Regions from separate parts of the Homo sapiens genome. Here region 2 is linked to region 1. Evidence: chromatin loops called from intact Hi-C (ENCODE). Cell type or tissue: heart left ventricle. All regions are shown on one strand. Region 1 holds the start of OR51D1 (olfactory receptor family 51 subfamily D member 1). Region 2 overlaps MMP26 (matrix metallopeptidase 26).

Region 1 (5,000 bases):
GGCACTGCTCTTAGCCTTTTCCCATCAGAGTAGACTTGCAGGATTGCTCAGAATGGTCCACATTGACCAGCTCTTCTGATGTATCCTGGGGTTAGGGTGGGTCTGGGTTCAGATTTAGAGGCTCAGTCTACAGCTGACTTTAAGACCTACTATAATCTAATTTAAGATAGGGAGCAGGGGCTCAGTCTGGGATGAGATTTCAAGAGAGGTTTGTGTTTAGGCCTGAATACCATTTCTCAAACTTTCCTGATAGAAACATCTAAAGTAATTGACAACACCATCCCTCCAGGTCCTGCTCCAGGCCCAGAAAATCAGAATTGCCAGGGCAAGGTTTTGGAAATCTTTTTAAAAAACAATAAGCCCCGCCAGGTACAGTGGCTCACGCCTGTAATCCCAGCACTTTGGGAGGCCGAGGTGGGCAGATCGCAAGGTCAGGGGTTCGAGACCAGCCAGGCCAACATGGTGAAACCCTGCCTCTATTAAAAATGCAAAAGTTAGCCAGGCTTGGTGGAGCGCACCTGTAATCCCAGCTACTCAGGAGGCTGAGGCAGGAGAATCATTTGAACCTGGGCGGCAGAGGCTGCAGTGAGACGAGATCACCCCCACTGCATTCCAGCCTGGGTGACACAGCGAGACACCAACTCAAAAACAAAACAAAACAAATAAACAAACAAAAAACGATAAGCCCCTTTCCCCTAGGAAATTTGTGCTTTAAATCAGAGAACTTTGGGGAAAGTTGTTCTGGTGTTCTTGGGGGCAGGGAGGTGAATGAAGAGGGACTATCATTTCCATTTCCAGCTCCCAAACGAACAATAAGCAGCATCTGCCATCAAGATCTCTCAAGCCCCAGGTGAGAGTCAGTCCCAGGTTGCGCTCAGCAAGAGGAGCATGTCATGGAAATCAGATGCAGCTGAGACATGAACAGAAAATCAGCCAGTGCTGCTGCTGTTACTCCACAGTGTTCACAGGCACACACACCTCTCCCTCCACCTACTCTCCCTGGTGATCACACAACGTCCCAGGCTCAACTTCTTTCTCTCTACAGACCACACTGTTCTAAGCCTGTGTCCTGAGATTCAGCCATATAACCTACCGCCTCCTTGATAGTTCTACCTGGATAGCCTATGGGCCTCCCACTCATCTTGCCTCTAACAGGGACCCCTTCCAAACCTGTTCCTGATCTCAGAGAATGCCACTGCTCAGAACCCACATCACCCAAGTCAGGGCAGCTGGTCTCATCTTGACCCGTCTCCTCTTTCACCCCCACATGCAATTCAACTTTTCCAATTAATTATTGGGGCCGTTCCTCTTAATACACCTCCTCCCAACTTAATTATATTATCCACTCTGCCCTGATTATAAAAAGAGCCTTCCAACTTACCTCCCTGCCTCCAAACCTAGTCTATTCCAAACCACCTTCCACACCACTGCCATCTAAACAGCAAAACTGGACACCTGGGGCTCCTGCTGAGCAAGTTAGGAGTGATTCCCATAGCTTTCCAGATAAAGTGAGAACTAGTAACTCCACAGTATGCAGACAAGGCCCTTCACAGTGTTCCTCTAACTCAACTTTCCAGCCCAGCTTCAGTTTCCTTCTTCATCACCAATCACCACCAGCACCACCACAACACACACGTGCACATACACACACACGTACACACTCACACACATTTTTTTCCTGGTAAAGTAATTCCCCTTGCCTTGCTTAAGTGAAGAGTAGGAGGCAGGAACTGAGGAGTCCTGTCCTGGGACAAAGGATAGGCAAAGCTTGGAACGGGTCTCACAGGCTTGAAGAAATTCCTCTGTGTAGGAACAAGGTCCAGGAACCGGGCTACTGTGATCTGGAAAAGGTGTACACTAGAAGACCTCTCCAAGCAGCCAAGCTGACTGATCAAGTCCCGGCTTCCTTATGCAATGAGCCTTCTGTGCCTGTCTCTGCGGACCCTCCCGTTGCCTAACCTCCCTGGGCTGAGCCTGCTACACTCACCACCAGTGCTTCCCCAGCGCATGGAGGCCGCCCAATTATAGCTTCTCTGGGGCCCCTCAGGAGTGTGTAGAGTGATGGAGAGTGAACGAGTCGGGTCTCCCTGGCACTGACGCTCTGCTCAGACGCCCAAGGAAAGCTGAGCCCTGACTCCTACCCAAAGGGACTGAGCTCTATCACTATCCCTCTGAGCCCAGCTCAAGAGACTAGAGGGAGGCTGTGTCGCGGGGTGGAAAGGAGAAGAGGAATAACGGGGCTGGAAGAGAGGACCTGCTGGAATGGAGGGGTGGGCACTCAGCAGAAAGCACGCAGGGATACCAGCGCTCCGAACACACTAACTACCCAAGGGGATCGAAGCTGTGTCAGGGACTCTCGCTTCTTCATGCTGCCACCTTGTGGTCGCACAGGGGATCTTCAGCCTCGTGGCCGTCCCTGAGCAATGGCTCTGAGGATGATGCCTTTAAGAACCAAGGACCCAACTGACTCTAGCATCTGAGCTCTTTCCACTACTCTGCGCTGCCCCTTAGCTCTCCCTCTCACCCTCTCAAGCCCACCCTTTCTTCCTTGGGTCGCTAATCATAGATGTCCTGTCCCTCCAGAAATGAGACCGTGTGGCATGTTTGTTTGAACATGGGGCTCTAGAAGGAAACAGACTTGGGTCCGCCCATTTATTAATAGTATGACTACTATAAGCATTTAGTGTGAAAGCATTTAATGTGAAAAACGAAATGAGATACTAGCAAGTCTCCAGTGAATGTTTGTGTTCATTATTACTAGTCAAAACAAATGGAAGAGCCAAGGACGTAGGAAATCCAGTAGACAGTGCCACAAAAGAGACAGGAAAAAATATATTGACAAGGAAGATTGGTCAGCAGTTCAGAAAGCTGCCGAGAGATCAAGCAGTGAAAAGACTGAAATCAAAGGTCACTGGCTACCTGGATAACAGGGTGGGGGATGGAATCTTGAGTGAAGCAGTGTGAGGAGTGTGTTAGGAAGAGATGAAGAGAGTCGATGTAGACAACCCTTTTAAGATATTTGTACGTGAACAGAGGAGTGAAATGGACAATATTGGGAGGATTTATAGCTCCACAGAGATTTTAAAATGTGTATTTTGGAACTAGAAGAGACTAAATGTCAACAGGATGGAGTTGGCAGAGAGACTCCTTGTCCTTTACTCCTCACATTACTGGTAGCTATGGCCCAGGAAGATAATCTGTCTTCCCCCTCTATATAGTAACTATGAGTAATCTTACTTTGTCCAGTAGCTTTCATCACCCAAGCAGGCCAGACCAATCTCCTAAACTCCAAATATGGTAAAGTCTATTGGACATAGGTGTCCTTCAGGCACCTCAAACTCAACACCTAACTCATCATTTCTAAGCTCATTGATTTCATTATCAACTAAGCTCATCATCTCTGCTCTTCAATCCGGACCCCGCTCCCTGTCTGTTTTATGTTCCCTGTCATATAAATCACTCTGTTGGCCATGTCAAAAATTTAGAAATCATCATCCCTGCCTTCTCCCCATCTCTCTCTCACCTTCCTCTCCAACCACATCCAATCAGTCACCAAGTTCTGTTCATTTTATCTACTAGATATCTATTTTGTGAGTCTGATTATCTTTCTCCATCTTTTTTGCCTTTTCTTCATTCCAAGCCAAGACAGTCTTTTGCCTAGATCATCAGAATAACTTGTTCACTGGTCAGACTCACAGAAGAACTTCCCTACCAATCTGTTGTCTATGCTGTGGCCAGTGTGATCTTCCAAACACATATCAGTTCATGGCAATTCTCCATTGCCTTTAGAATGAACAGTTGAATTCCCCATTGCCTGTAGAATGAACACACTCCTGAACCCAACTCATAGGAACTCCATAAGCCATCTCAGTGCAACTCTCCATCTCCATCTCCAACCATTTTACCTCCCTTTTTGCATACATAAGTCCTATTGGACCCGAAATATTTCCACATCTTCAATGTGCCATGCTCTCTCTCACCCTTCAGCCTTCACATATATTTTTCCCCTGGTAAAAACACTCATCCTATTCCCAGTTTTAATTCTTAGCCTTTTCTGTTTAAACACCCTTGCTTAGAAAGACTTTTCTTGACCCCTAATCTTGGCGGGACCTCTTTACCCTTTTTCTCTTTGTTTTACTGATAGCATTTAACGTTGTGATATTATTTTTCATACTTATGAACATATCTTCGTATCTTTGTAGGGAGGGTGGACACTAATGTGTATGTATAAAAGGAAACGTGAACAGAGTCCTCTTCTATCCACTCTTAAGGCAGAAATTATTGGTCTTGTTGATCTGCACTCATACCTCACAACTCTATGACTTCAACTGAGGCATGTTTAATGGGCAGGCCGCTTAAATTATTATTAATATTAATAACATTATGTACCTAGTTGGCGTAATTTCCACAGGCACTTTTCAAGCATTCATTTTTTTTTCTCTTTTTACAGTATTAAGAATAGATCTTATTAAGGTGACCCAAAGTATGACTTTAAAAATAATAGTTTTCCCTCTACTTATATTTCAATATTTTTTGAAGGAAAGAAGGGAGGAAAAATCACTCAATGTAAATGGAATGCTAAAGGTCCAATGGATAACGGAGAGCTTTGGCCAAACATATACTCATGGCTTAGGAGGTCCTAAAAGATATGAACTTGCCTAATTCGACAGCCCCATCTCATGACACCTCAACTCTCCCTCAATACGGCCCTGCATTGGCATCTTTCTAGTTCCTTAAATAAAGTTCTCTATCTGTACACCTTCTTCTAAGCATTTGCTCAAATGCTTGTTTTATCTGGAATGGTCAACCTCTTTGTTTCCCTCCTCTAAAAACTAACATTTATTTAGATTCTGTTTTAGGTGCTATTTCTATAAGAAGGTCTTTCCTGTAAGATGTTTTCTTGTTTCTTTAGTATCCAAATTTCATTTTTAGATGACCAATGCCATTGTTTTTTGTTACGAGATAATGATATGTGTGTCACACACAAATCCCTACAACCT
Region 2 (5,000 bases), 190 kb before region 1:
TGTAAACCCTACTTAAGGTCAGAATTTTTTTGGTATTTAGTAGCCTTTTACTGCAAGATCATGCCAGTAGAAATACAGTCAGGATTATGATACCTAATATTCTGCCTTCAGGAAAATGTCAGTCCTAGTTAAACACTGTATTATTTTCCTAAAGCCTTAGGTCCCCTAGACTCAAGGCTTCACTGGACTTGGGTAGAGGCAGCACTGAAACTCCCGGGCAGATGGGTGACTGAAACCAGATTTGTTAGGCCCTGAATATATTTAGAGCTGCTTGCTGAGGATGACAGACAAAAGCGATACAGAATATCCTTTGAAATGGTCCTCTTTATTATTACTGGACCAGAACAAAATAACCATGAAGGCCTACTCTAATTCTAGCCCAAAATATCCAGCCTAGTTTCTCAACTTATTGCTCTGGCAAATTGCAGCTGTCATGAAAATATAATTAAGGCCTAGAAAAGAAGCACATAAGTGTCGAACCAAGAGAGCATTGCAGACCTAGTTAGATTATCCTAATTAGAGAAGATAACCCTAAACGGTTGTGTTCATTCAAACTTTAATCTTTATTCAAACCTCCACCCATTAGGAAAATACCTTTTCTGATAATAAAAAATCTCCCCCCGCTTTCTAAAATAGATAGTACAAGTAAATTTTATTCCTTTCCCCATCAATTCTTATGTTACCTACCACAAACAGCATATCTATTGCCATCATCATTCATTTATTTGATGTGTATTTCTTGATGACCTATTATGAACAATGCATTGTGTCCAGCTACTGAGAAACACAGATGACCAAAATAGATGCATTGCTTTTATTGAGCTTATAGCTCAGAGGACAACTATGGATCGTCAGTGAGTAGGATAATCAATATAAAAAGCTTTCAGAAACTTTTAGAGGTAAACTTCCAGAAAACCTTGAGCCTAAACCTAGAGCAGTTTTTAGCAGGTAATGAAGAGCACCTCTTCAGTCTACAATGGCTTCAAAAAACGAGGAGCACTGCTTCCTCACATTCCTATTCTTATACACAGATAGGAGACATAATTCAATTTGATTTTTCACATTCAGAAAAATGTATATTTTAACTAGAGTATTACCAAAAGGAGTGCAAGTTTCTAATGTTGATGTATTTTTTCCAGCATCAGTCCACAATCATAATGGAATTTATATGGCTCATGTTTGCCTTATGGCACATCCTTCTATTAGTTCCTGACATGTATCTACATCATTTTGAGTGGAAAATTAATTGGTCTCCAGATCCAGAAAAGGCTACAGGGTCACCAGGTCAAAAAAGCAACTAGAACTATGATAAAAATTACAAGTTTGTCTTTGTTGTGTTGTGTTTTTTTTTTTAGGGAGAAAAACAATTAGAACTCTCATCTTGGAAAGGCTAAATTTAGGTAATTTTTAGGAAAAAGATGAAATAAAATCTATTATCTTTCTTCTATTTTTTTCTCTGATTTGACTTGCTACCCTAGCTCTTCCTCCTCCATTTCTGCTTTCCCTTACTTCTCCTTTTTATTTATTGTTAACAACAATAAATAATAACAATATTATTATTAATATCACCATTTTAACATAAAAGGGTGTAAACTTAGAAATAATAAATATTCCCTGCAAAAGCATTTTTCTCTCAGCAGCCTTCCTGAGACCACTTCTGTATACTTTATGTGCTCATAGCACTTTCTCCATTGCCCTGGAGCTATCCCCATACTTTCTAAAAGACTTGGCCCCTGGATACCTTTTTCAGGATCATTTTTCTTCTCTATTTGGAGTTTTTAAAAAAAGGAAACAAGTTGGTAAGCATATCATTTTAATTGACTTTACAGGATTAAATAACAGAACTTGCACCAAAAACAATAACAAAAAAGATCAAGGATAGATTTTCAGTACAGCAGAAGAAATGGCTCATACCTCATTCTGAGGTGACTGCATTTTCTGTGAACCTACAAGCTCTCCAGGATAGAACATCAGTTGACCCTGTGAATTCGCTGCTTCTAGTGCATCACCGCAAATCTTTTAGCCTCATTTTCCAATCACTGTTACAGCAATCAGACTCATTTAGTCATTGGCTGGCTTTTCGCAGGAAGAATCTGAAAACCTCTCAACCTAGGCGCGTGCCATGTACCTCTTGTTTCTTGCCCCAAGACTGACACTGAATGATGAAATATCTACATGTACTCACTTGGTATCCATGCATGTACAACCCAGAAATAGGGGGAAATTAAGGATTCATGAGGTAGACTTTCAGCAATGGGAAAAAGGATCCAATGGATTAACTGTTTCTGTCTTTTTATTTTCCTGGGTTGAGTATCCCGAGACGTATTTGATAAGGCTTCAGAGGTGGCCCTGTAGGATTAGGCAATAGTCACCCATAATGGTATCTGGATTATTATTGATATGCCATTTCTCAACCTCCAAATTCCTTTTTACCTGCTCTGTGATGAAGATGTTGGGCCTTATAATGTTTTGCTAGCTGGTACAATGTTAAGATTTGTCAGTAGAGGGTAGTGGAGGCACACTGAAAGGAGAAGAAGAGGTTTTTCTCTTCCTGGTTTTATTGTGGTTTGCCAACCAGACTCCTACAAATCATGATTTTTCTTTATTGCTTGGCTCTGTGTGGTTCCTCCAGGGCTCAGTTCCAGCAGTGCATAGCTTTCTTCAGCATTTCACCACTGAGCTTGTTCTCCAGCTCTCCACTGAAACAACAATGGCATAACCTGGAACCATAGGCATAATAGGCCAGCACTGAAGCTGAGATAGCTTCTTCTATATCTTCTCCTTAGCCCTGAATATCTGTGTGCACATCAGGGGCCCCATGGGACTAGTCTTCTAGCAAGGTAGTCACTCAACTTATCCAGAGAAGGTGGGCTGGAGCCACCCCAGGTACAGCCACACATGGAAACGCATTATACTCCTAGAAAGAACAGTCTTTCCAGCTCCCAGGTACAGCAACGCCCAATAATCAGCAGTTTCCCTTGCACTTAGAGAGTTCTGGGGCTTGGCACCTTCTTACGGAAGGCCTTTCCTGCAACTATCAGAGGGCAGATTTATGGAAAACCTCACTGATAAGGCCCTTTTGTGAGTTCACCAGCCTAGTGCAAGGGAAGGAATCCTCCTTAGGTGCTTTATCCCAGTGCTTGGGGTAATGGTTGCCCCTTATAGCTGTTTCTACTGAATTCTTTATAACTCTCTTTAACAAGCTAATTTCTCCACTATTTTAGCTCCTTGTTAATAATTCTCTAAATTAAATTTTTCCTGTTAAAATTATTGTATGATTTCTGTCTTTTGATTGAACCCTGATTAACGCAGCATCAAACTCAATGAGGTGTTTTCTATCATCTTATTCTTTCTCCTTCTTTAACTTCAGTTGTTCCTCATTCATGGTCCCTGGAAGCACATTATCATTAACATGCTCAATTGATAACAAAATCTGGTTGCTAGCAGTCAGAAGGCTGACAATAATCCTTGAAATTCAATGGCATCACAATTACTAACACACTCATTTGTGATTGACTGGATGAAGTTCAGGTGGAAGGTAAGGTATTAGTTTATATAGTAACTATGGATCTGAATCTAGTCTTCCATTTTTACCTAAAACATCTAAAGATTATGGAATGGGCTGATTTTATTATCTGCCTCAGAAATCTTGAAATAAGAGCTAATCAGATTGGGACATCCAACTCACAATGCAGGGTATGCCATGAAAATCAAAGGTTCTCTGTAGGAACACTGACAGAAACCTTTATCTCATTCAGACATAGATTATACAGCTCTAAAAATCAGGCAAAGGATTTCACTAAAAAGGTGGCAGAGCTACAAGGCAGGCTGCTCAGGTTTGACAGATCTTCTGTGATAAAGTCAAAAACCTTGAAAAAGACTAGAAATACAGTAATGGGAAAATGATGAGATCCTCATTCCTGGAATGTTGACATTTGAGTGAATAAGTCTTCAAATCTTGAGACTTTTGAATATTTTATGCCAGAAGAAACAGATCCCTTCTTACTTTTCAAAGATAATTCATTTATTACTGTCTGGAGACCTTACACAAACCAAACCTGAGTGTGATGCCTCACAACTGATACCTTTCCTCCACAAGAACTGCCCTATCATTTCTCATTGCACCCAAAATAATAACCAATCAGGTCTCAGCAAAGCCTGAAAAGAGGATTTTTATTAACATTTTTGGAGAAAACAGCTTATTTACTGAAGGCATTGCAGAACCTACTTAATTGGACTAACCGGAATCAAATGAGTAGAGTGGATCTTGAAGGTGTTAGATCCAGGCAGCAGTGGAAGTATGTGGTAGTATGAATATTAATTAACAGAGAAAAGTTTATTGACATGAAGGCATTGATCCATGATTAGAGGTGCAATATTATATCAAGGATACCCAGAAACTGTGCTAATGCACTACTGAGACGGTTGTTTCAAGATTGGATATGATAATGACCACAGAAAATTAGGTGGAGATGCCAAATATTCTTGGTAAAATGTGGACTATAGAAATATCAGGGAAGTTGACATGTTAGAATTGATTTATCCTATAGGACAAGAGAATTTACCACATGATTATTTTCTCCATGAGGGAAGAGAAATGTCTTCACAGAGGCAACAAAGAATGCATTTGTAAGAGGAAGTCTGGTTCATTTCAAAGGTCAGCAGTTGCCGTACTCTGTAGGCTACACATAACAATGAAAGATGCTTCTGTGGAAATGGGCTTCCTATTAACAATGAGAATGAAGGAATTCTGAGACCACATGGCAGTACTTAAAAATCGTATAAGTGTGTATAATTTTTATAGAGGATAGAAAGGCTAGAATGGCTGTCAGAGTGATGGGACCCACACTGATATGTTGCAATATATGATAGTCTTCCTGGAGACGAGCTAAATGAACAGTCTTCTAGGATGTACCCAGCATACATTTGCAATAGAGAACTTCTCAGCACCAGGCTGACATCAGCCATATGATGGGAAGTCATGATCCCTTAACCTGTTT

Evidence for each region. A loop is a pair of places that touch in the nucleus more often than their neighbours do. Peaks named below come from ENCODE experiments on the same cell type or tissue, not always from the same donor. Only the 100,000 strongest peaks of a DNase experiment are listed, where the experiment ranks them.
Region 2: a loop joins it to region 1, with 13 times the contacts of the local background. A loop is called at or near these places in 56 of 110 quality-filtered maps.

What each region holds. Positions count from the first base shown.
Region 1 is chr11:4,634,454-4,639,453 of GRCh38, reverse strand. OR51D1 (olfactory receptor family 51 subfamily D member 1) reads right to left here and starts at 1,977. Exons shown (of 2, transcript NM_001004751.3): 1 at 1,701-1,977. In heart left ventricle, CTCF peaks have their summits at 2,177 and 2,381 (motif pointing left); a DNase peak (open chromatin) is centred at 2,383; H3K4me3 peaks cover 406 bases.
Region 2 is chr11:4,824,188-4,829,187 of GRCh38, reverse strand. All of the region lies in intron 2 of MMP26 (matrix metallopeptidase 26), which reads right to left. Among named protein-coding and RNA genes, the nearest start is that of OR51F2, 5.4 kb to the right of the region's middle. In heart left ventricle, a CTCF peak has its summit at 2,516 (motif pointing right); no DNase peak of the experiment used is centred here.